Regions from separate parts of the Homo sapiens genome. Here region 2 is linked to region 1. A link is a loop called in an ENCODE intact Hi-C map of the cell type or tissue named here. Cell type or tissue: PC-3. All regions are shown on one strand. Links, peaks and the distances in the headings refer to the core of each region. The heading gives the core; the rest is flanking DNA.

What was found. Peaks named below come from ENCODE experiments on the same cell type or tissue, not always from the same donor. Only the 100,000 strongest peaks of a DNase experiment are listed, where the experiment ranks them.
Region 2: a loop joins it to region 1, with 3 times the contacts of the local background. A loop is called at or near these places in 3 of 110 quality-filtered maps.

The regions. Positions count from the first base shown.
Region 1 is chr5:83,258,904-83,272,243 of GRCh38, reverse strand. All of the region lies in intron 7 of XRCC4 (X-ray repair cross complementing 4), which reads right to left. Among named protein-coding and RNA genes, the nearest start is that of XRCC4, 190 kb to the right of the region's middle. RefSeq lists a silencer at 8,087-8,287. In PC-3, for the core only: no CTCF peak of the experiment used is centred there; a DNase peak (open chromatin) is centred at 6,803; H3K27me3 peaks cover 1,274 bases.
Region 2 is chr5:83,412,030-83,425,369 of GRCh38, reverse strand. No RefSeq gene overlaps it. Among named protein-coding and RNA genes, the nearest start is that of VCAN, 53 kb to the left of the region's middle. In PC-3, for the core only: no CTCF peak of the experiment used is centred there; no DNase peak of the experiment used is centred there; H3K4me3 peaks cover 1,234 bases; H3K27ac peaks cover 420 bases.

The sequences.
Region 1 (13,340 bases), core at 2,077-10,076:
AATAAGAGACTGATATGTGACAACAATATTATACACAATAATGTTAAAAACTTAGGCTCTTTTAGCTTGCAGAAGAAAAACTCCGGAGTATAAAATGGTCTTCGAGTTAAATAGAATTATATCTAATTTAGTGATAGAGTTTTAATTGTAGGTCTTACTGTGAAAATCAAATTATCCTGAAAAATCCTTAGGAAAATACCATAGTCCAGCATGTTACACAAATTTCAATTGGTCCAGCACCCCAGGATCAACAGGTTTCCTCCTATTTTAGGATTTATGGCTATTTGTTTTCCATGAAGCACTAGAAAATGTTACATGGTTGCCTTGTGTTTAGTTGCATGTAAAGGTTTATCTTTAAATGCAGTGCTCACATAATAGAAAGATAGCGGGAACTCAAACAGCTAGGGAAAGGAGATATATGTTTCCCATTTCATTTTCACTCCTGGGCATATGCTGGACTAGAATGCCCAGCACTATTTAAATTGTTCCCTTTTCTCTCTCTCTCTTCCCTCCCACTTTTTATGTAGGAGAGGGGAATAGAGAGAATATGATGCATTTGCATAAATTTTATGTACTCAACATGACTCTATTTTATATTAGTAAATTTAATGTAGAAGATTTATCTGATATAATACAGAAGGCAAAACTGTGGTCAAAGAGTAGACATTACCAGGTAAAATAGGGTTTCATTTAAAGTAATATGTCTTACTGTCCCACAAAGCATTTATATAATGGTTACATGCCATGTATTATTATTTTGGATTAGATAATTAATAAATTCCATCCCAATATTATAACAATACTTTTGTGGAACAAGTAGACAAAATAAAACACAAAAATAAGAATGACTTTATGCTATTTTAGATTGACATTATTATTTCCCTTATTGCTTGTAATTCAAATGGGCGTATAATTAGTAATAAATTTAGGATTCTTAGAGTACATAATAATCTATGATATTCCAAACATTCAGAATGAATGAGTTGCTGGATTCAATTCCTTATCATTATAAATTATTTCAAATGTAGGACAGGATTACAATAATTTTCAAGTTTCAAAAAATGCCAAAGGCAGTAAGCAATTAAGTAAAATAATATAAATGTCAAGAGAAATAAGAATTTTCAAAATTTCAGGTAACTTCAACCAACAGAAAACTTCAATCAGGTTCATGGTGCCTGTGAAAGACAATCCAGGAATGCATTTTAGTTAGTAGTTGATTAAATGGGCTAAATAAAACCCCTTCTGTCTTCCTATACATGGCAAAACCCCATCTTTACTAAAAATACAAAAATTAGCTGGGCATGGTGGCGGGCGCCTATGATCCTAGCTACTTAGGAGGCTGAGGCAGGAGAATCGCTTGAACCCAGGAGGCAGAGATTGCAGTGAGCTGAGCTCTTGCCACTGCATTCCAGCCTGGGTGACAGAGTGAGACTCTGTCTCAAAAAAAAAATATATACATATATATATGTATATATTTTTTTTTTCGAAAAAATGAATAAATCCCACAATTTGTTTCAGGATGATGCAGGGGCAAGGTCATTCAGAGCATGTAACCTATGGTAATGAGTTTAGACTAAGTACAATGGGAAGGCACTGGAATACTCTAGGAAAGGGATGGAAAGTCTGGAGACATGCGGAGAAGTATAAAGATATAATCCAATTTGTGTTTTCAGAAGTTCACTATGTGGAAAACAGTTTAGAGGTCAGAGAAGTGGAAATGGGAAAAAAAGGGAGTAGGCTGCAGTCATGCATGCAAAAGGATTATGGCTTAGACTAGGTTAGTGGCAGCAGAAGTAGAAAGCATGAGATTAAATTCTAAGATATTTTAGAAGCATGAAGTATGAGACTGACAAATGGAGTAGAGCTAGGCATGAGAGAAAAGAAGAAGCTAAAGATAACTCTTAAATTTAAGGCTTTAGTTGCTGTATAGACCAGTGGTCCCCAACCTCTGGTCCATGGCCTAATAGGAAGTGGGCTGAAAGGCAGTAGGTGAGTGGTGGGTGAGTAAGTAAGCTTCATCTGTATTTACAGCCGCCTCCCATCACTCACATTACCACCTGAGCTCCACCTCCTGTCAGATCAGCAGCAGCATTAGATTCTCACAGGAGCACAAATCCTATTGTGAACTGTGCATGCGAGGCATCTAGGTTGTGTGCTCCTTATGAGAATCTAATGCCTGCTAATCCGTCACTGTCTCCCATCACCCCCAAATGGGACCATTTGTGAGGTGAGGAAAACAAGCTCAGGGCTCCCACTGATTCTACATTATGGTGAGTTGTATAATTATTTCATTATATATTACAATGTAATAATTAAAGAAATAAAGTGCACAATAAATGTAATGTGCTTGAATCACCCCCAAACCATCCCCCCACCCACCCCAGGTCCATGGAAAAATTGTCTTCCACAAAACCAGTCCCTGGTGCCAAAAAGGTTGGGGACCTCTGGTACAGATGTAGTACCATTTTCCAAAAAGGGGAAGATTCCGCTGGGTTAGATCTACTAAATATTTTCTTTCCCGTATTATACAAAAGGCCTATTTATTACTTCATTTACTTGGTAATTATTGAATATCTACTATGTGTTAGGTTATGCTAGTGTATAATATTTTCTTTTTTGTAACTGTCTATTTTTACTGAATTCCCAATTTCAGGTTATTTTTTGAACTCTATCAAATGTAATATATTTTCTCACCTAGAGTTACTTATCTGTGCATCCATCCTTGGTTAATGAGAAAGAGTAGCAAATTTTTTCTTTGTTATTTGTGCCTCCCTCTACTATTCATTTTAATTGGGCATTCTAGATGTACTTGGAACTATTACACCAATTGGCCTCATTATCACATTGTACTGTAATTATTTATTGGTGTGTTTCTGAAATTACATCCTATCCTCCTTGAGGGAAAGCACCTGGTCTCTTTCGTTTGGTGCTATAGTCCCAGCATAGGACACAGTGCTTGGCACACAGTAGGTACATCATTACTATATTAAGGTGGAGATAAAAGGCAGAGGCCTATAACCATTGTCTAAGGATAATATGTAATGCCAAATTTTCAGTCCTATGATGGGTTTGTTTTCCTCTTCTGGAAGTTATTGGTGTATGTTCCTGACAGCTTAGATGGAAGACTCCAAAAATATACTTGAGACCCGAAAGACCATCTTATTATTCAGTGAGAACACTGAGATTTTCATCTGCCTTATTTGCCCACATAGCAGTTGAGAACAGATAAAATGCTCTCCAACAGTTCCTGTTTTATATGGTGCCATTTATTGCTTAACCCAAGATAAACTTCAATAGAAAATTATCATTTTCATGATTTCCTTGAAATGGGATATATAGGTCCATTTGGTTTTGTATTAATATCTCATTACTTCATTGGTTTGCTAAATTGATTTGTTCAATTCATATCTTATTCTCTAAAGTTGGGAAATTTCTAGAACATCATATATCATGGTCCTAGGGCAAATACTCTTTAAAATCAGCACTACATCCATAACAGAATGTGTCAGTGAAAAAGCTGATTTTCTCCGTATTCCATAAGGAGAATGTCATATAACCCCAAGTAAGAGAAACCCCATGCCTTCAGATCACAATCAAAACACATGTCCAGAGGAAATATTTCCTGTGGTTGGAGCAAACAAGAACCTCTATGACAAGGAAGGTTTTCAGAGGCTACAATACACCTTCCTGAGTAACCCTTCTTAGAGCACAATTTGAAGAAAGCTTGCTGATAAATTACTTATAGGTGCAATTAAGTTCAAAAATGAAATAAATGAAATGATGTAAAATGATATAATATCAATGCATCACAATATATATATTTGAGTAGATAAATATAGCAGCATGGAAAAGGGAGCTTTTCCAGTCTTTTGAGAAGTCAATCCCCATGACTTGTTTTGTTTATCCATCTTTTGTGGTAGGTTGATTTCTAAAGTAAGATAGATGATTTATTTTGGTAAAGACTAAGTTTACCAAATAGCTTTCAATAACTGATGAGGCTTCCCAGATCTCTGGTAGTAAGAGGATAGCAACCTCGAATGTTTCTCAATTCATCCCTGCTGTTCCTTCCAATCACATTCACTATTACACCAATTACAGTCACTATTCTTCAGGTAACTCTTCCTGGATTACTACTAGAGTATCTTCCTATCTTCACTGCCAACCCGTAAACTTTCCTTCCATCCAATATATGGTTTCCAGGAAAATTTTTGTAAAGCTCTGTTCATTATGCCATTATTTGGTTCAAAACCTTTTAACAGTTCTTGTAGCATTCATAAAAGAAGTCCAAATAAATAAGTCTCTTTGTGCTCTACGTTCTGCCTACCTTGCCAGCTTTATTCATATTTCTAAGCACCTCAATGATACAGGCATTTGTCCTCAATCTTTCAGACTTTCTCCATGCGTTTGTTTTATACAATCTGTTCCCCTGATAGGATAGCCCTTCTTTTTAGTAAGGGACTATCCCAGATTTCTCTAACAAAGAGAACAAAACAAAAACAAACCACCACCATGGCTTCAATCAAGCTAGACATTTATTTTTCTCACACGACAGTCCAGAGGTAGCTGGGTGGTCCATTGTGGGTATGCTGCCCTGCTCCCTGAGACTGTCCAGGGACCATGATTCCTCCTATCTTGCTTTCCCATCTCCTACCATGGTTTCCTTAAATGTTAAATGGCTGAGAAGGAAGAAAGAGACATAGGAATGTATGCCCAATCGTTTTATGGGCAAGATCCCCAAATTGCCCATATCATTTCCATTTATATCTCATTAGCAATGGCTTTGTCACATGGCCACCCATCACTGCTAGTGAGGCTGGGAATTGTAGCCTCTAGGTTGATAGGCACATGCACTGTTAAACCCTGTGGATAGAGCAGGTGGTGGAAAGGAGTTCTGTTACTAAAGGAAATAAGGGGATGCTGTGGATGGGGTTCAATTAGAACTCTCTTTCTTTCAGTTTATACCTTTAGAAATAACATTCATCTTCAAAGCCAAACTCCAGTTACACCTCCTCAGGTGTTTACACCTTTAGAAACAACATTCATCTCCAAAGCCAGACTCAAAGAACACTTCCTCCTGGTCAGTCTTCTCTGATTTTATCCTATCTCCTTATTCCATATAGCTCCAAAAGGATTAGCAACTCTCTTTCCTCTGAAATTTCATAGCTTTCATACCTACTATGGAATTTGGCACAATCTAGACATATTATAGTTAGCCATATACATATTAAAGATAGTTTGTCAGAAAATGTAATGTGGCCCAAAAGCAAACAACGTATGTGTGCTATTCATTACTCCTCCTTCATTGTTCTATTCATACACAAAGACAAAGATAGAGGCTGTATCAACTTCTTATTCTGTATTTCTAGAAGTGATTTATACAGGAGTAAACATTCAATAATGGTGGTAATGATAACACTGCTTTATCCAATACACTGATAATTTATCTTCATTTACTACAAAAATAACATTTTACAAAGTAACATATACATATTTGATCTAGAGAAATAAGTTTTAGAAATTGTTTAGAAACAAAGTTATTGTAAAAGATTTTCAATTAAACAAAATACTATGTCCTAAAATTTTACTAAAAGTATTTTTGAATAATGATGTTTAAATAAAGCATGTTTGTGCTTTTGTCCTTTAGTAACAATTTTCCAAAAACAAGCAAAGTCCTTGAATAATACTAATGGATCATTATATATTTTTAATTTCTTAGGTTTATCTTTTATTCTCATATCTGATTTCTTTCTTCCATTTGCTGACATCTGTTACTTTGGGGGTTCATATCTTCTTATTTTGGCATAATTAGTTTATACTTTTCAGATAACATGAAACAGTCTATATTTCTAGTGGGTAAAATATTTTATTTTATTTCATAATTTTTACTACGGACCAAATACTTACTTTACATTGAGTAACACATCATACTAGATGATTTAAGTTACAGAATTTCACTGTTACAGTGTAAATTTTGGATACAGTATACCAAAAAATATATACCTCCTATTTTTCCTTTAATACTGAACCATAAATTATGAGCGGGGAGTCATTTCCTTTGATTAATAACTTTGCCGGCCATGTATAGTGAATATTTACACATTATTCTATGTTGGTAGAGTGCTTAAAATGCCTGAAACAATAACTATTATCAAGCCAAATTTAGAGAAATTGTACATATCAAAGTCTTTCAAATGACAAGAGTATAACATATAGGAAACATACGATAAATCCCCTTTACTTAAAACTCAGAAAGATTATAAAAGTCTCCTATAAACATTTTTTTTAAAAACAGACATCTGAGTCTGTCAGTAATTTAAAATTTAAATGTACGTAATAGCCTAGGGGAATTGTAGTAAGGGTTGTTCCCAGGGTGTTATAAACATCGAAATATTTATTAAAACACCTATGTAAGCTCCAATGAAACATATTATCTTGAAATTATGTTAAAGTAGAACTTACAATTCATGCACTTACAAGACCAATCCTATGATACATTTAATAATCATGCTTTAAAAGGTCATAAATCTGTGTTTAATACAGAATACATTAAAAAAAAGTTTTTGTCCTTTTTGTATACTTAAAAAATCTATTCAGGCAAACATACTCTTAAAGTGTAACTGTTGATTTTATTGGCAAATCTATAATAATGCATATGATCAATCTTTATTGAATTATTTTGGGTCACAAACACAATTAATAAATCATCTTTGAAGTGCACTGACCATAATCAGTATACTCTGGAACAAGGCCAAGGGGCCATTAATCAAAATATGCAGCAAGCAAAGTGAGAGCCGCAGCCTGACCAGTTAGGTAAACATAGAGTGAAGCTAATAAAAACCTATCTCGTTTTAAAACCACCACCATGTTTACTTTTGCAACTAAGATAAACATTATGATAAAATTAAAGTTGTGTAAAAAATGAGGTTTGCTCATGATGACCAGAGTAAATATATAGCAATTGAACATTCATTTTATGTACCTAATTTGACATTTAAAAAGTCTATAGTTCAGGTACCAAAAATCTACAAAAATTGGATATTTGAATTTGATGATTATATTATCCATCTAAATTTAAAAAACATAATTTTCAAATACTTTGAGATTTAAACTTTGAATACATTGCTAGCAATTTTTAAGAATCAAGGTATGAAAATAAATTCTTTTTGAAAAGATGGAATGGTCAACTACCTCATTTTAAGTTGGCACATGCAATTTCATCTCCTTCTCTCTATATATGTATTTCTAAAATGAATTGGTAAACAACAACAACAAAAAACTCAAAAGGCAAACACTGTTGTGAGGGTACAAATTGTTATAGCCTTCCTGGAGAAATTCTGGCAAAACATACATACATGTATGTGTAATATATGTGTAATTCCATGTATAACTCTCTCTATATATAAAGTATTACATATCTCAAATTAATCAACTGCTTTTAAAACATAGTCTTCCAAAGATATTATTTTCCTCCCATATTACACCATATTGATTGCTAAATGGAAGAAAAAAAAAGTTGTGGGTTACAGCATAACTGGTGTGAGCCTAGTTTTGTCAATGAAGTGTGGAAGAGAGAGGGATCTGCAACGACACAGAGTACCAGGTCTCAACGGTGGTCATCTCCAGGTGGGTGGGATTACGAGTTTCCCATATGCTCATTCTTTTGTTTCTGTGGGTTTTCTGATTTTTCTGGAATGAGCATGAACTGCTTTTATAATTGGGAAACAAATAAAATAAAGTTCATTTTATTAAAAAATAAATGAATTAATACCAGACTCTGACCCCCTCACTGTTTTAATTTTTATAATTCATAACATTAATAATAAAAACATAGGAAGAAGATATCAGAAAGCAAACAAATAACTTTCTTCAAAACTCCATTAAAAAGAAGAATCTTTATTAAGAGTGAATATTGCCTAAACTCTATGTGACTGCAACTGGGTTACTGTGGGGAAATGAGCTCTTTAGGACCCTGAAAAGCTTTAATAGATATAGTCACTTTGGTTTGGAAGCTACAAAAATTCTGATGCTTATAATAACTTCTCAAAACAAAAGTGCATGGATTGTGCAATTTCTTCAAGGATAATACTGTAAGCATCCGGCATAACAAAATAAAGAATTGAGCTTTTGTAGGTTCAGGAAGACAATACCTTATACAAACTCTATCAGTGGCACTGCACTCTATGGAGGTGGGGAAATACTGGGCTGAAATACGCTACATCTTTTTCTGCACCTTGTAGCCACAAGACTGTGATAAGAACGTTAGACCTAAAACCATAAAAACCCTAGAAGAAAACCTAGGCATTACCATTCAGGACATAGGCATGGGCAAGGACTTCATGTCTAAAACACCAAAAGCAATGGCAACAAAAGCCAAAATTGACAAATGGGATCTAATTAAACTAAAGAGCTTCTGCACAGCAAAAGAAACTACCATCAGAGTGAACAGGCAACCTACAAAATGGGAGAAAATTTTCGCAACCTACTCATCTGACAAAGGGCTAATATCTAGAATCTACAATGAACTCAAACAAATTTACAAGAAAAAAACAAACAACCCCATCAAAAAGTGGGCGAAGGACATGAACAGACACTTCTCAAAAGAAGACATTTATGCAGCCAAAAAACACGTGAAAAAATGCTCATCATCACTGGCCATCAGAGAAATGCAAATCAAAACCACAATGAGATACCATCTCACACCAGTTAGAATGGCAATCATTCAAAAGTCAGGAAACAACAGGTGCTGGAGAGGATGTGGAGAAATAGGAACACTTTTACACTGTTGGTGGGACTGTAAACTAGTTCAACCATTGTGGAAGTCAGTGTGGAGATTCCTCAGGGATCTAGAACTGGAAATACCATTTGACCCAGCCATCCCATTACTGGGTATATACCCAAAGGACTATAAATCATGCTGCTATAAAGACACATGCACATGTATGTTTACTGCGGCATTGTTCACAATAGCAAAGACTTGGAACCAACCCAAATGTCCAACAATGATAGTCTGGATTAAGAAAATGTGGCACATATACACCATGGAATACTATGCAGCCATAAAAAATGATGAGTTCATGTCCTTTGTAGGGACATGGATGAAATTGGAAATCATCATTCTCAGTAAACTATCGCAAGAACAAAAAACCAAACACCGCATATTCTCACTCATAGGTGGGAGTTGAACAATGAGATCACATGGACACAGGAAGGGGAATACTACACTCTGGGGACTGTGGTGGGGTGGGGGGAGGGGGGGAGGGATAGCATCGGGAGATATACCTAATGCTAGATGACGAGTTAGTGGGTGCAGCGCACCAGCATGGCACATGTATACATATGTAACTAACCTGCACAATGTGCACATGTACCCAGAAACTTAAAGTATAAAAAAAAAAAAAAAAAAAAGACTGTGATAAGATTGTGTAGTCCTAGCTAATTAAATAAAAAACTCACTCTAAGGTGTGTGTGTTGTTTTGGCATCCAGTATTCACTTGAAATACTATTTAGTATTTTTATTGGTAAAAGCAACTTTACAACAAATTTTCTTTTATATTTGAAAGACAGTTTGTCTAGATACTTTGAAAGTTTACAAGATTAATAAAACAATTCATTATAAAGCTCTGTGAATTTAATAATTTATATTTATTTTATATCTGTATTCCTTTTACAGTGATTTATATTTGTTCTGAAGTCTCTAAAAGCTTTGCAGAGTATTTCAGGTATTAACTGAAGTCATTTCTCTCTGTATATTGAGTCAAAATAAAAGGAAAGCTTCCCCACCCCCCAAAAAAGTGGTTCTCAGATAAAATAAAATGCCCCAAATCCATTCCCACATATAATAGTGCACTCACAAATCTGGAACACAATTCCAAATATTTCAATTTAGAACTTTATGACCGATGTACTCCCTTCGCTCTGCACAAAACTATTTGTGTATATCTTTGTCTCTCAAAAGATTATAAACCCAGTTGAGGAAGTAACCAGGCACAAACTCTGGAATAAAACACCGGCTGTGCTGCTCTGGCAAAAGAACTATATCTTTATGAGCCTTGGTTGCTTTTCATCTGTAAGAAGGATAAATTAATACCTATCTTGTAGGGTTTGTGTGAGATTTAAATGAGAGATAACATATAAAGCACTTATCAAAATTCTGATTTATTTTTATATCTCTCTCTCCTTCTATACCTTGTCACTATAACAATGACTTAGGGTTGCAATAAATGTTCAACTAAATTTAAAAATTATTATGATTTTGTTTTATAGATAAGTATTTAGTTTTTCTCAGAATGCAAAATAACCCTGTGGTATTTATAAAGTACTTAATATGTTACATTGTAAAATACCTATAAACAGTTAAATTTAAAAAATGAATACTTTTCTCATGGATATTTCATATTTTTAATTGCTTCATGAATTTTAATCAATAATAGCTAATAAATGTGGAAGTATTTTATTGCTAAATCATATTCATGTTTTGAAAGTGGTGAAGAGTTAAATATACAATAGATCTATAAATATTGAGAGGGATCTTACAGATCATCTAGTATAATCCTTTCATTTTTAGATGAGAAAACTGAAACTTGGAAAGGTAAAATGACTTGCACAAAGTCTTGTAGACAAAAAAAAAAAAAAAATTAAGCCATAGTACTTATGACCACTCCTTCCCCTACTTTTGTTTCTTTTTTCTTGAGTTGCAGAGATAGAGAAGCTAAATAGTGGAATCACATGTAAGATGTCTGGTGGGAATGTTGGAAGGGACTGAAGGTCATGCAATCAGAAGGGCCTAGGAAACTTAAGTTTAGAGGTAGGGACTGATGTATTTTCACCCGTAAGTAGCAAACTAACCATATCTGCGTTTATTTGTGAGTCTACAGATAGGGTACATGACCTAATTGATGTTTATGTTTTTGATGACAAGCTGTCAGAGAAAAAAATCATGCTTCAGGAAGGGAGGAAAATAGGTAGCAGTTTTAATTTTAAAACTTAAAATAAGGGCTAGCCATTAGTAATTGAGAACGTCTTACTCTGAGGTTTTTTAAGAGCTAAGGCTTATTTTTGCTTTTGTTTTATAGAAGCTTCTTTTTTTCATTAAAAATATTGGGAAAGTACAACTAGTATTTAAAATTTTTAAGAGCCATAAAATTTCAGTCTCCTGTATTCAAAATGCAAAAAAAATCCTATAGTATAAAAAAATAAGAAAAAAATACATAATTTAACATTTTGTTTTATTTGAGCAAAAGAGGAGGCATTATACAGTAGGGTATCAACCACTCAACATCTGACTGATACATGCTAAATTTCTCTTAATATTTAAAATGCTCACTGACATCTAACAGGTGTTTTCATTTCTACTTAGGGGCAGTCTGCCTAAAGGGCCTACAATGATATAATTAGCAGACCGTTACCAAAGCTGATATGGTTTACATCAACTTTGTCAACTTTTAAAATGGTGAAAATATATAACATAAACATTGACATGATTACCTAAACATGGAAAAGAAAAGGAACATAATATTAATTGTCTGTATGTTTGGAGAAACAAACACATTATCTTTATTAAAAAGCTAAATAAAAATATTTAGTCTTGATTCAGAGCTAAACTTCTTTCATCTCTGTATCATGCATATCAGAAACCTGCTTAAGCAACACAGTGTACTCAGAAAATGTTAGCAACCTAAAACCTTACCTTTGGTTCACACATAGAGTGAAAAGACCTAAGATGCAGCTCTCCAACATAAAACCAATATTTCCTTCTTCCCGCAAACCATTAAGTCATTATCAGACAAAACAATTGGACTGAAAGTTCCATGAGGACAGGAGCTGTGTCTATTTTCTACTTTCTGGGATCCTCAGCATGATCAACATTATGCCTGGCACATAATTCAATTTCAACTCATTACTCACTTGTCTACTAATTGACTGAATGAAGTACTTAGTTTCTGGAACGTTTTAAACTGCTTATAATTTTATTCTTTCCCATAGTTTGGCTATTTCAATGTCTGTAAATTGAAAATATTTTTGGTTCACCGTATAAAAGAGATCACACTATGCCTTGAACTCTATGAGCTCTATCAAGGGGTTATAAGCTACGAATAAATTCAAATGATAAACACAAACCGGAAAGAATTTAGTGCACAATGGGTTTTTGCATATATTGTCTGAAGACATTAGGGATACAGCATAGTATGGAGATAGCATTTTTAAGTATATGTAGATCAGGCCAATCGTGGAGAGAACAAAAACACAATGATAGACAAAATAATCCCACTATACAATGTTTATACGCTAGAAACTAAAACATGTTCCCACTAGGCTGCCAGTTTCCTGATGGCATGAATTGTGCTTCTTTGCATCCTTATTGTCTATAACAGAATTTTAAAGCTTTTTGCTCTCAGGAATACTTTATACTTTAAAAAATTTTTGAGGGTCTCAAGAGTTTTGACTCCACATTTTAGTTTATGTAGACTATTTGCCATATTGAAAATTAAACCTGAGAAAATTTAAACAGATTCATTAATTCATTTAAAAATAACACAAATCCAGTATATGATAATATGAATGATATATTCTTTATGAAACGTATTTTCCAGAAAAAAATGTTATGAGGGCATTGTTTTATACTTTTCAAACCTGTTTGATAGCTGGTTTGATTGAAAACAGTTGGATTTTCACCAGCTTCTGCATTCAATCAGCAGTGAAATGTTATTTTAATTGAAGGATATAAGAAAATCCAGCCTCACACAGGTATGGAATTTAAGAAGGGACGACCTTATGGACCCCTACAAAGGGCCATTGGAAAACCCCAGGTACCCTCATTCCATCCTGTGAAAATCACTGAACTATAAAATCATCTGCCACAGCATCATCATTCAATAACTATTTACTGAATTAACAAAAACTTTAGAAAAAATAAATTTTCAGAGCATACATACACATACCCAAAGATACAAATGATTTGAACATTCATTTTGGATTAAACTGATAATATTCTTTATAAATGCTCATTGTTTTGCTGTAACGAAATATTAAGTGTTTCAACTTCGCAACTCATCACACCTAAATTGAAATACAGACTGATGCAGGGTAATCAGAACCAAAGAGTGAAAACAGTGAAAATAAAGTACACAATGCCAAAACTTGATAGAAATAAACAGATGATGAGAAGGAGACATTTTACTTGAAAAAAAATGCCAAGCATAACCAAATTAAATGGCTAATTTGAATGCCATACGGGTCTCTTTCAAGCAGTAAATTAGATTGAAACACTTTACTGAACACTAGTTGGATTCCAATATTTTTTGTATCCTACATGCCATTTCTAATTAATCTATAAAAACCAT
Region 2 (13,340 bases), core at 3,319-11,318, 150 kb before region 1:
AAGAGAAAACACAAATAGACCATGAGTATATGAAAAGATTCTCAATGTCATGAGAAATTAGAGAACTGAAGCTTAAAACCACTATGAGATCCCAACTTATATCCATCAATTGACAAAAATAAAAAAGTTTGACATCTGGTGTTGGTGAGGATATAAAGGCATAGGAACTCATGCCCCGTTTGTACAACTACTGTGGGGAAAAAAATGTACCATCTGCTAAAATTCCACTCATAGGTATAGTGTATAGAGAAACACTTGAGTATGCATTGGAGACTTACACAAGGATGTGCATCATGACAGTCTTTGTAAGAGTAAAAATTTAGAAGCCCAAATGTATGCTGATGATTGAATGGTTAAATTAATTATGGTATAGTCATACAATGGTATTCTATACATCACTGAAAAAACAAATTATAGTTGTGTGCAGCAACATGAATAAATCACAGAATGATGACATTAAGCAAAAGTAGCCAGTCCTATGTTGCTAACTATTTATATGACACAATAGAAAAAAATAGCCAAAACTAAATAAAACATTGTTTTTAATCTTTTCCACTAGACTCTTTGGTGTGTTTATCACAGCACTATTAAAGTCCTGATCTGATGTATTTTATACTTGACCGTCTCTGCATCTGATTCTGTTGACCAGTTTTCCTCTTGACTATGGGTCAAATTTTCTTACCACTTGGCATGACTTAAATTTTTGTATTGTGTACTCAACATTGTGTGTAAGCCAACAGTGAAGCCTAAGTAATATTTACCCGCCGAATAAGGCACATCCTACTTCTGTCATGCCACCAATATGAGGGGCTGAGTCAATCTAATCTATAGATTAGTTGTGTCTGGGCTTCATTAAAGCTTTAGTTATTCAGTTCACCACTGGATTCAAATAATTTGATGTTGGAATCAGGACCTTTCCTCCAGCAGGACTTGAGATCTGACCACTCATAAAACTCCAAAGATCTCTTTGTGCTCTATAGCCAGGAGGTCACCTGGCTTTCTGAATGTGGGAGACACCTTTACAGCCTGTGACTACCAGCTTTTTTAATTTCTGGGAAAACCTCTTTGCTTTCTAGCGCAATTATTGGCTTTTTATCCCAGGAAATTTCTGGCCTATCTTTGGAGATCTGAGATAATGCATTCGATGGGGCCCTTGAGAGCCTGGAAGAGATTTTACTCTCCTGCCCTATTCTCAGCCTTCAGCAGATGCTACATTTCTTTCAAAGAAGGCCTGGAGATCCTCAGGATTTGTCTTCATTCTCCTGCCGTGACTGCAGCCTTCAGCATTCTATTCCCCAACACTAGGTGAACCCCTTGGGAAAGAGTTAGTGGATAGGTGGAGACCTTCTCTGAGTCTGGAACTCCTTGGGATTTTAATCCATCTTGCAAGCTCACAGGCAACTGCTACAGTTTTTTGATTTTGGCTGGTTTTATGTCACTCCCTTCTATGGCAAACTTCTTTCACTGTTCCATCAGAGATGAAAGTAGCTGAGAATATCTTCTTTCTTGGGAATGACTAATCATTTTCTGGATTTAAGTTTACTTACTTTTTTAAAAAATATCTTGTGTTGCTCTGATTAGTTTTAATACCAAAGTTTCTCGCTTAACTGGACTGTTCTCATTGTTCATTAGGAGAGTCAAACTCGTGATTTACAAAATTGTAAGTGAAAGCAGAAGCTAAACTTTGAGTTTTGAGAAATAATTCACCAAATGGGTTCTTTTAAAAACTTTTTATTACTTTTTGCTAAATTCAAAAGTATTGCATGTTTATTATTAAAATTCAAATTAAACAAAATTACAAAAATCTCAGATACATAGATATTGAGAGTCCTTCTTTTTTTTTTTTTTTTTGTAGAGATGGGGTTTTGCCCAGGCTGGTCTTGAACTTCTGACCTCAAGCGATCTGCCTGCCTCAGCCTTCCAGAGTGCTGAGATTACAGGCATGAGCCACCACAACCAGCCAGAAAGTCCCTCCTAACTCCACCCTCCAGGCATATCACTTATAAAAGTTTACTGTAACATTATTCAAAATAGCAAACACAGTTTGTAAACTCAAAAAATAATCTGATTCACCAAGACTGATTTTAACACCACTGTGTATGCTTCTTGAGGTGCATTAAAGTTATTCATTTCTACATGTTATTAGGATAAATGGTATCTTCAAATAAAATCAATGGCCTGAAAATTTTTAAACAGCATGCAATAACTTTCCTCTCTTCTCAGCAAGTCTTGATCCTAGCCTAATCTTTTGATAACTAAGCTTTATTATAGCAAAATAACCTTAGTTACATTTTGACTGAAGATCTGCACAAATCAAAGAAAAAATACAGGTTGGCTGAAAGTAGATACTAATTGAATTAAGTCATATGCTTGATGGATGTTGTGTTGAGAGAATCTGTGGAAGTTAAAGTCATCAGGCTGTTTTGCTTATGCAGAGATGGTCACGACTGAGACTGAGGGAATAGAGAGCCATTGACTTATTTAGAAAAATTGTAGGTATAGAAATATCATCCTTGCTTCACTCATCATTGTTAATCATTTAAAAATTGGGTTTCTAAATTTATGTCAATACCAAGAAAAAAATATTTTTCCCCTTGAGAAATTCAAATCAATAATATGCTCAGCACATTTCAGGAAATATTTCCTAGAATGATTAAAACCACTCAGTACTCATGATTAAAAGCAATGGTTTTTGGTTTATGATGGGATGCCCCAATAAGTATTTCAGGTTTGGGGACCCAAAAGTTCTAAAGGCATATTGCTTTTCTTGAGGCAGAAATTTAGCCCTAATGGATTGTCTTAGCTCATGTCTATTCCACTGTTTATTCCACTGAGCTGTACAGCACACATTTACAGCTATGTTACTCAATTACTCAACAAATATTTATAGACTACCTACTACATGTTAGGTGCTGTGCTAGGTGCTGTGCTGCTGGGACAGGCAAGTGAGCAAAATCAAACACAGTCTTTGCCCTTGTGGTGTTAACGCTCTTCTGGGGAAAATAGATATTATTCTAATACTCACAATAAATAATTAAAAATTACAAGTAGAGATAAGTGTTCTGCCTATGTATTAGTCTATTCTTGCATTGCTATAAAAAAAACCTACCTGAGACTAGGTAATTTTTAAAGAAAAGAAGTTTAATTGGCTTATAGTTTTGCAGGCTGTTCAGGAAGCATGGCTGTGGAGGCCTCAGGAAACTTACAATCACGGCGGAAGGCAAAGGAGAGGCAGGTGAATCCTACATTGCTAGAACAGGAGGAAGAAAGTGAAGGGGAAAGTGCTATGCACTTTTAAGCAACTAGATTTCATGAACACTCACTCATTATCACAAGAATGGCTAGGGGGAAATCTGCCCCCATGATCAAATCACCTCCCGGCAGGCCCTTCCTCCAACATTGGGGATTGCAATTTGACATGAGATTTGGGCAGCGACACAAATCCAAGCCATATCAGCTTACAAAGGCATACAACAGAACAACCTGACCTACTCTGAGGTAGTCAGGAAAGGGTTCCCTGAATCTGAGATCTGAAAAATGAATGGGGTTTGTATTAGTCTGTTCTCATGCTGCTGATAAAGACGTATCTGAGATTGGGTGATTTATAAAGAAAAAGATGTTTAATGAACTAACAGTTCCACGTGGCTGGGGAGGCCTCACAAGTATGGCAGAAAGCAAAAGGCACATCTTACATGGTGGCAGACAAGAGACAATGCGACCCAAGTGAAGGGGGTTTCCCCTTATAAAACCATCAGATCTCGTAAGACTTATTCACTACCACAAGAACAGTATGGGAGAAATTGCCCTCATGATTCAATTACCTCCCACACCACATGGGAATTACGGGAGCCACAATTCAAGATGAGATTTGGGTGGGCATACAGGCAAACAATATCAGGGTTTAACTAAGTTAGTGGAAGAGGTTTGGTCCAGATGACATGAACAGCATATACGAAGGCTGAATGGGTCAAGAGTTGCTTTAGGAACTTTAAAAGGCTAATGCAGTTGGATGGCAGAGGGAGAGGGAGTCAGCTAGTGGTTTGAGATGGGGTGGAGAACTGAAAGATTCTGACCGTATAGCTTTATGCGACCTAAGTGATTCTGATCGTCATTCTCAGAGCAATGGGATTTAATAGAATGAATTTGGGGTGGGGTTGAATGGTGACTTGATCAAAATAACATTTTAAAAATCTACCCATTTGCAATATGGGGGAAGTTTGGAAGGGGTGAGAGTGGATGCGGGAAGACCAACTAGATTTTTCCAAGTAGGCTTGTTGGCAGGTAATAGTGTCTCGTACCAAAATGTTGTAAGTGAAGAATGAGAGAAATAAATAATCATTTGAAATATTTCAAAAGTAAAATTGACAGAACTTAATTACAAATTTGATTTAAGGGGGCATGAGGAAGATACTATATACCTATATACCTAGCGACTGGCCTGCAAAGCACTTTACATACATAGGTGCTCAAGAAATATTTTCTAAAATGACGAATGCATGAGCAAATTGTTTAGTATGCTATTCGTAGATTTTTAGATCTCTTAGTTGCTAATCTCATTTTCTGAACCTGACTGACCTCTCAGCCAGCTGCCATTTCCATTCCTGGACTTTGATGTTCTCTCAGCCAGTTGTCATTCCCATTTCCTTCCTGGTTCCTGCAGAATTATAAGTGGAGAGTGCGTATACTTGACTCTTGTTAATCTTCCCACAGCCCTCTGCTTCCTCTGCCCTCAATTATTAAACCACTCACTTTCATGCCCATAGCTACCCCATGGACTCACTCGTACGACTGAGAAATTCAACATAGTTCACAATCAGGAAAGTTCATTATCCCTAAAATAGCTTGATTTTTTTTTTCATTGAACCACTATATTTGCTCCAAATTTCAACGCCTGGGACTTTCACAGTCTTAGCTTAGAGAGCTGCATAATAACTTTTTTGTTTAAAAAAATAAAACAGCCTGTTGGTATTTGATAAAGGCTATTGTTTTCTGTAGATAGTGGGGCCATTTGATTAATCTTAGATTTCCCACTAGCATTGAACACAGTGTCTTATACATGACAAATTCTTAATTGTAAACACATACAAAATGTGTGCCTCGTTGGGGGAAGGATGGGGAAAAGAGAGAGGGTGAGAACACATTTACTCTCCATGCACCACAGTCCACAATAAAGACATTAATTGATCTTGTAGTTTTCCTGTCTGCAAAACAGAAGGCGATTGGGATTCATGAACAGAAGCCTCCATTATGTTGTATTTAATTGTGCTACAGTAAAGGGGTCTGTATCTTCAACCAAATGACAATTTATGCTTCATTAAATTCTTCTCACATTTTTGCACTTCAGGTACTTCGATTAGACGGCAGCTTTATTTTGAATGGCTCATTCAAGCATGACAAGATGCCAGTGAGTATCTGGAGACACAGTAGAATTATAAGCATCCTTTACGTCTAGAAGACACTACCTCTTACTTCTTATAATACTGGATTGAACCTTGTGGTTCATAAATATTCATAAGTCTGAAAAAAGTATCTTAGATACATGAACAAACATCACAAAATTCCTTGATGGGAGGCTCAACTAGTGCTTTAGATTAGAATTAGAAGTTTATTTTTACAGAAGTGAAATGTTTGCCTCATTTGGCACACTTGAGGATTAGGTAGCTTACAGACCTATTTATTTTTAATTACAGTTTGCTTAGAACATTAACCCATCACTGATTAAATATGATCCCACAATATCTCAAGCTTGCAATATGTAAAGCTTGAAGACTTTTTATTTTCTGAAATTGATTGATACTCTATATGTTGAGATATTTTCTTTGAAAGAAGTTCAATTTCACTACAAATATGAACTATGCTTTTACATTCATATATTAACTTGAATTTACACAAATAAGAAATGTTTGTATATGTGGAGATAAGATCTTTTAAAGTTTCTTTACCATTTTCATAACTTCGTAGAGAATCAGACTGTAATTTCATTGGTGAAAAGCTAAGATTCTTAAATTTGTTTCTCTTTGAAAGATAATGAAAACCTAAAGAGATAGCTAACTCCTTTTAAAGAATATATTTGTCATATTTTAAGTTGTTTATATTCATGGGCCAATAAAGTCATTTATATTCATGAGCCTGTAAAGTCACATAAAATGATTCTTCCAACTCATCATTTCAATAGGCATAATCTTTAACAAATATGTACCTTTCATGACTGGATATTTGTACTTCTTATTTTTATGAAGTCCCCGTTTCCTCTGTGTTTTATTCATCACAATGTACACTATCTGGTAAAATGCCTTCCCTGATTTATATTCTGATGTCTGACACCCAGACGCCTTGAAACGGAGCTAGTAGCTATGGCACCATCTTTGCATTTATATTTTTCTTTCGCAAGATGGAAATTAGAGGCTTTTTAAAGCAGCTTAATCACGTTTCTCAGCGATACAGGTCAATTCCAGGAGCTGAATGGAAATACGGAGACTCTCAGAGAAAAGATGGAAAAGCCCCGAGAAGCCAACTGAGATGGATAGTAGTGACGGTCACAAGCCAAGCCGTACCTGAGGATTTAACTACTCAGCAGCAACCTTACAATTTCACTGACTTCCCGCTTTGACTGGGCAAATATTTTTTATAAAAATTGCCTCTTCAATTTATTTACTATCCTGCATGCACAAAAATCCTTTGAAATGCTGACATGTGTCTCCCCATGTCCCCTTTCTCTCACAGGAGCCACAGCCCTCCCCCTTCTTCCCCTACACATACTTTTCTTAAACAAACATCCTTGTTTTAAAAAGCAAAGATCTCGGCTCTCCATTTTTGTTTGACTTCCCACACATTGCTGTTAACTGTTCCCCAAACACAGATGGAAGCCAGGCTTGGACTCTTCCATTCATAGCTTTTTCACAAGATCTCTTCCCTTTAAATATTGTGATTTATTATTCTGAAAAGAAATTGTCCCTTTTAGGATGCCCCCCAACACCAGGAATTGTGTTATTTGTGAATCTTGCAAATGACAAAGCATACACCAATGCAATGGTCAATTGCAGGGTTTAAAAAAAAAAAACCTCATAATTTATGTGTCTCTCATTTGGCATCTCCTAAGTAAAAAGAAAGTGTCAAAGATGGAAAGAGACAAAAAATAAGCCCACCAATAATCCCAGATCCAAGAAAAGAAGCATACATGAAGAGGAAGAAAATGATTTCTTCAATTACTTACCTTCCACAATTTCCTTGCTTTGTCTCTGAGCCAAGAAAGGTGTGGCCAGCATCCTGTCAGGTGTGGAATTCTTTCAGAGACAGCTTGGCCTTGTGCATGCAGCCGTGCAGTAAGGATGCTGTACATTCACAATGCCTTCTAAAAACCAAGTAGACTGTTCTTGGGATAGAGGAAGCAGGCTTCCCTTTGTCACACAGAGCAATAATTTTCAACATGAAATCATCCAAAAATCTATTGACCATGATTTGAAAATGATACAGTGCTTTTACATAGAGAAAAAAAAAGGTTTAATCTAAGAGAAGTATATGGTTGAGAGAGAATCCAAAAACTAAAAAACTTCTAAGAACCTTGCACTTTGGATCTGTCATTACTAATTTCACCATCTTCATCGATAAAATAAGGAAGGTAGACTAGAATCATCTGTAGGTTTTCTTCTAATGCTAATATATATTGTCTTTTAATTCTCCAAGTATTTTCTTGCTGCTTAAAAAATTGAGACACCTTTATTTTAAGCATTTTATTACACACAAGCTCCAGCTTTCAAAGATGTAACTAGAAGCTGATTATTCACATTACTAGAAGTTTCTTCCTTCTTTCTTTTCTTCTCTTTTGGAAAAGAACTCCCCAAAGTTGTGATATTTAAAGTAAAAATTGTATTATTTAATTTTTAAACAGCTTTGCAGGGAACATGTTAACATAAGACAATGTACACTGTTGTAAGCCAAGAAATGTTAAATCCTTTAACACTAGAAAACTACATTTCAAAAGAAAGTTTAAATTTATTTTTTCACGTTCGTTTTGTAACTTGTACATAATGGAGTCTTGATTACATACACGCATACACCTCTCTCTTATGTGCGCTCTGTATGTATATTTGGTGATCAACAGCATAATGTAGAGTATGCTCACATGCATGTACACACACCTGAAACCCGACATCCATGTCCGGTGAAACCTGATTGATTCATTTTTCCATCTCTCTATACACAAAGAGATAGATAGGTAGATCTCTACTATATATACAGAATCCTATTCTATAGATCATATATTGAATTTTATATTATTCAATATATGTATAATATATATCTATAGATAAATACATAGCTATGGAGAGATCTCTATTATATATATTTATATATGTGAATTCAATATAGAATATATAGTAGATATATTTATAAGAATTCAATATGTAAAAATAGAGAAATCTACATATCCATATATAATAGAGGTTCTTATATGTATTAGTCCATTTTCACACTGCTATAAAGAAATACCTGAGACTGGGTAATTTAAAAAGGAAAGAGGTGTAATTGACTCACAGTTCCACGTGGCTGGGGAGGCCTCAGGAAATGTACAATCATGGTGGAAGGCAAAGGAGAAGCAAGCACCTTCTTCACATGGTGGCAAGTGAGACAGGAGCGAAGGAGGAACTTTGTGGAGATTACAATTCGAGATGAGATTTGAGTGGGGACACAGAGTCAAGCCATATCACTATATATATATCTTACACATATGTATGAAGAAAATCAATAAAGATTTCAGAGGCTATGGATTCCAACACCTCACTTTCTGAACTAGCTTTCTACACACACACACATACACACTCACTCTCTCTATATATCTCTCTCTCACACACTCACATTCACATGTATCCAGTATTAATACTGTTGTTCACCAAATATTTCTGGATTTCATTCTTCCAGGCATAAGGTAAGGTTGTATTTCCCCACCCCTTTGAAGTTAGATGAGTTCATGTGACTTGGTTGGCCAGTGAACTATGAGCAGAAGTGGAGCGTTTCACACCCAGGTGGAAATTCTGAGAGCCAGTACGCAGCTCATCACATCTCCTTCTTATTGCAGAGGTGACCATGGGGCACATAATGACATGAAGTTTCTTGCGGCTCAGGTTCCTAAGTGATACGGATAAGCAGAGACTCCTGACACCTTGACTTGGGCATGTGGCATCAGCAAGAAATATATATTGTTGGGCAAAATCACTGAGGTATGAGTATTGTTTGTTACCAGAGCATAACCGTATAACCTAGTCCGGGGGCTGGCAAAATTTTTCTGTAAAAGGCCAGACAGTAAATACTTCAGGCTTTGTGGGCCGCATATGATCTCTGTCATATATTCTTTTCTTTTCTCTTCCTCTTTAAAGGTTTATTACCTTACATATATATATATGTGTGTGTATATATATATATGTATACATATATATATGTGTGTGTGTATATATATGTATACATATATATGTGTGTGTGTATATATATACATATATATGTGTGTGTGTGTGTATATATATATATATACCGTTAGTTTCCAGACTGTACAAAAACAGGCTGCGGGCCAGATTTGGCCTGTGTGGCCTAGTTTTCTGATCCCCTGACTTAGCCTATCCTGAGTGCAAAAGGCATTCACCTTCTCTATGTATCAGTTTCCTCAACTGTAAAATTGAATACAGCTTGTAAAATTGAATACAGCTACCTGAAGTACCATCACAGGGTTCCTTGGCAATAAAAAGAAGAAATGAAGATGAAACTTCTGGAAAAGGTAATGTTACATGCGATGCAAAAATGTTATTATTATTTCAATCTAAACAATTGTTCAAAACAATACTTCCAAACAAAAATGGATACAAAGAAACAAATGTTCTCTCTTGTACCCTCTTTATTTCCTGCAGATAACTTATTTCAAATGGGGCTCCTCATGCCATACCCCAATATTTCCCAAGGTGTGTTTTATAGAGCATTGGTCTGTTAACATGCCATCCTCACACACACTAATAGGTTCCTTAGATAAATAAATTTAGGCATTTCTACACACTATGTCCATGGAGTCCTTTTAAACATAATACCTCTCAATATTCAGTGGTGTTGCCATTCAGCAGAATACACTTTGGGCAGCCTTGTTTGTCTCTTTCTTGGTACTGAGCTCCTTGAAGTTAAGTCATTGCTAGTATGATTGGTCAAAGTCTAAACTTTCCCTGCTTCCCAGAGTGCCTGCATTTGTTGAGACTCATGACCCAGTTCTGGGTTTACAACAACTCTGGATGGACAATTTGCGTGGGAGGCTTGTGCTTGAACTCCAGTTCTTGGTGATGATAAAAATTAATTTCACACTATTTTCTGAAACTGCAACAGAGCAAGTTATCCTGGCTTCAAAAGAAACATACTCAGTAGGAAGCACTGGTTGGGAAAGGCAGAGGAAAGATTTCTTGGTGACTTTTGAGTTTTTACCTTTCCGGACCAATTGTTTTGTAAGAATCAAGAAAATCTGCAGTAGCACTCTCTGAAGAACTTCAGGCTTTTAAAAGCAACAAAGTTCCATAGAGACCTTGTCATCTGTTACTTTGGATTGCTTCACTCTCATATGTGATAGTCATCTCTACTTGCTTTGTTATCCAAACCTAATTCAGCATGCAGCCCTAGAATAACAAATGATTTTCATTTAGGACTGCATTAGAATGTTGTAAAACAGCAAATCCAAGAATTGTATGACAATAAAGGAAATGGAATGGAAGCTAAATTAATATCTTTCATACAAATTCCAGAAACACACAGATATACATATGTAGGTATATACAATATTATGATTTAACTGGAAAGAAACTTGAGAAATGTAAATATTAGCTATGCCAGAACAGATATTTGTATTTCAACTTACACAGAATTAAAGAATATTACACACATAATGATTTTGGTGTTTTCCCACAAGATAAAATAAGCAGGAAAAAGTGATAGAGTATAACATATATAAGCTAGTAATAGTCTACTCCATGAATAGAAATGGCCTCCAACTGAAATGGTGTAGAGTTCTTCATGCATTCCTACGCTGCCTGCCCTGAATCATCTAAGTCAAAGTGCCAGAGTAATAGCACTCGCCACTGGATGTCAAAGATTGGAGTTCAAATGGGAATTTTTCAACAAGTAGCAGTGTGACTTCAGGAAATATCTAACTTAAAATATGTGGATAATGATATGCCTGTCCCTGAACTTGTCATGAACATACCTATTAACAATAAGTATAAAAGACATCACATTGTGATAGACGTGTGTTACATTATCACATTGTGATAGACGTGCATTAAATTATGTGCTTAATAAATGTGGATGTTTTTCTGGGTCAGTTCATAGGTCTGAACTAAATTAACAATGATTCAGAATGCACAGATTCTAATTATTCCTTTAAAAGCAGGAGGGCTGTATGGCAGGTGTTTTTATTTATTTTTCTAACTTTTATTTTATTTTAAGTTCCGGGATACATGTGCAGGACGTGCAGGTTTGTTACATAGGTAAACGTGTGACATGGTAGTTTGCTGTATCAACCCATCATCTGGGTATTAAGTCCAGCATGCATTAGGTATTTATCTTGATGCTCCACCTTCCCTACCCCGGCCCCCACCCAACAAACCCAGTGTGTGTCGTTCCCTCCCTGTGTGCATGTGTTCTCATTGTTCAGCTCCCACTTATAAGTGAGAATAGGCAGTGTTTGGTTTTCTGTTCCTGTGTTGGTTTGCTGAGGATAATGGCTTCCAGCTCCATCCATGTCCCTGCAAAGGACATGATGGCTATTGAGTATTCCATGGTGTATATGTACCACATTTTCTTTATTCAGCCTATCATTGATGGGCATTTGGGTTGATTCCATGTCTTTGCTATTGTGAATATTGCTGCAATGAACATGCACAGGTGTGTATCTTTATAATAGAATAATTTATATTCCTTTGGTATAAATGTATACTATTACTGGTATACATCCAGTAATGGGATTGCTGGGTCAAATGGTATTTCAGGTTCTAGGTCTTGGAGGGATTGCCACACTGTCTTCCACAATGGTTAAACTAATTTAAACTAATTATGTTAAACTAATGGTTAAACTAATTCCCACCAACAGTGTAAAAAGCATTCCTATTTCTCCACAGCCTCACCAGTATCTGTTGTTTCTTGACTTTTTAATAATCACCATTCTGATTGGCATGAGATGGTATCTCATTGTGGTTTTGATTTGCATTTCTCTATTTATCAGTGATGTTAAGTTTTTTTTCATATGTTTCTTGGCCGCATAAATGTCTTATTTTGCCCACTTTTTAATGGGGTTGTTTGTTTTTTTCTTATAAATTTGTTTAAGCTCCTAGTAGATTTTGGATATTAGATAGATAGATTGGAATTTTTTTCCCATGGTGTAGGTTTTCTGCTCACTCTGATGATAGTTTCTTTTGCTGTGCAGAAGCTCTTTAGTTTAATTAGATCCCATTTGTCAATTTTTGCTTCTGTTGCAATTGCTTTTGATCTTTTCATCATAAAATCTTTGCCAGTTGCTATGTCCTGAATGGTATTGCCTAGGTTTTCTTCTAGGGTTTTTATAGTTTTGGGTTTTACATATAAGTCTTTAATCCATCTTGAGTTAATTTTTGTATAAGGTGCAAAGAAGGGGTCATATTTCAATTTTCTGCATATGGCTAGCCAGTTCTCTCAGCACCATTTATTGAATAGGGACTCCTTTCCCCATTGCTTTTTTTGGTCAGGTTTGTCAAAGATCAGATGATTGTAGATGTGCAGTCTTATTTCTGAGATCTCTGAGACACATTGGTCTATGTGTCTGTTTTTGTACCCGTCCCATGCTGTTTTGGTTACTGTAGGCTTGTAGTATAGTTTGAAGTCAAGTAGCATGATGCCTCCAGCTTTGTTCTTTTTGCTTAGGTTTGTCTTAGCTATACAAGCTCTTTTTTTGTCCCCTATGAATTTTAAAGTAATTTTCTCTAATTCTGTGAAGAATGTCAACAGTAATTAAATGGGAATAGCATTGAATCTATAAATTACTTTGGGCAGTATGGCCATTTTCACAATATTGATTCTTTCTATCTATGAGCATGGAATGTTTTTCCATTTGTTTGTGTCCTCTCTTATTTCCTTGAGCAGTTATTTGTAGTTCTCCTTGAAGAGGTCCTTCACTTCACTGTTAGCTGTATTCCTAGGTTTTTTAATCTCTTTGTAGCAATTGTGAATGGGAGTTTATTAATGATTTGGTTCTCTGGTTGTCTATTGTTGGTACCATATAGGAATACTTGTGATTTTTGCACATTCGTTTTGTATCCTGAGACTTTGCTGAAGTTGCTTATCAGCTTAAG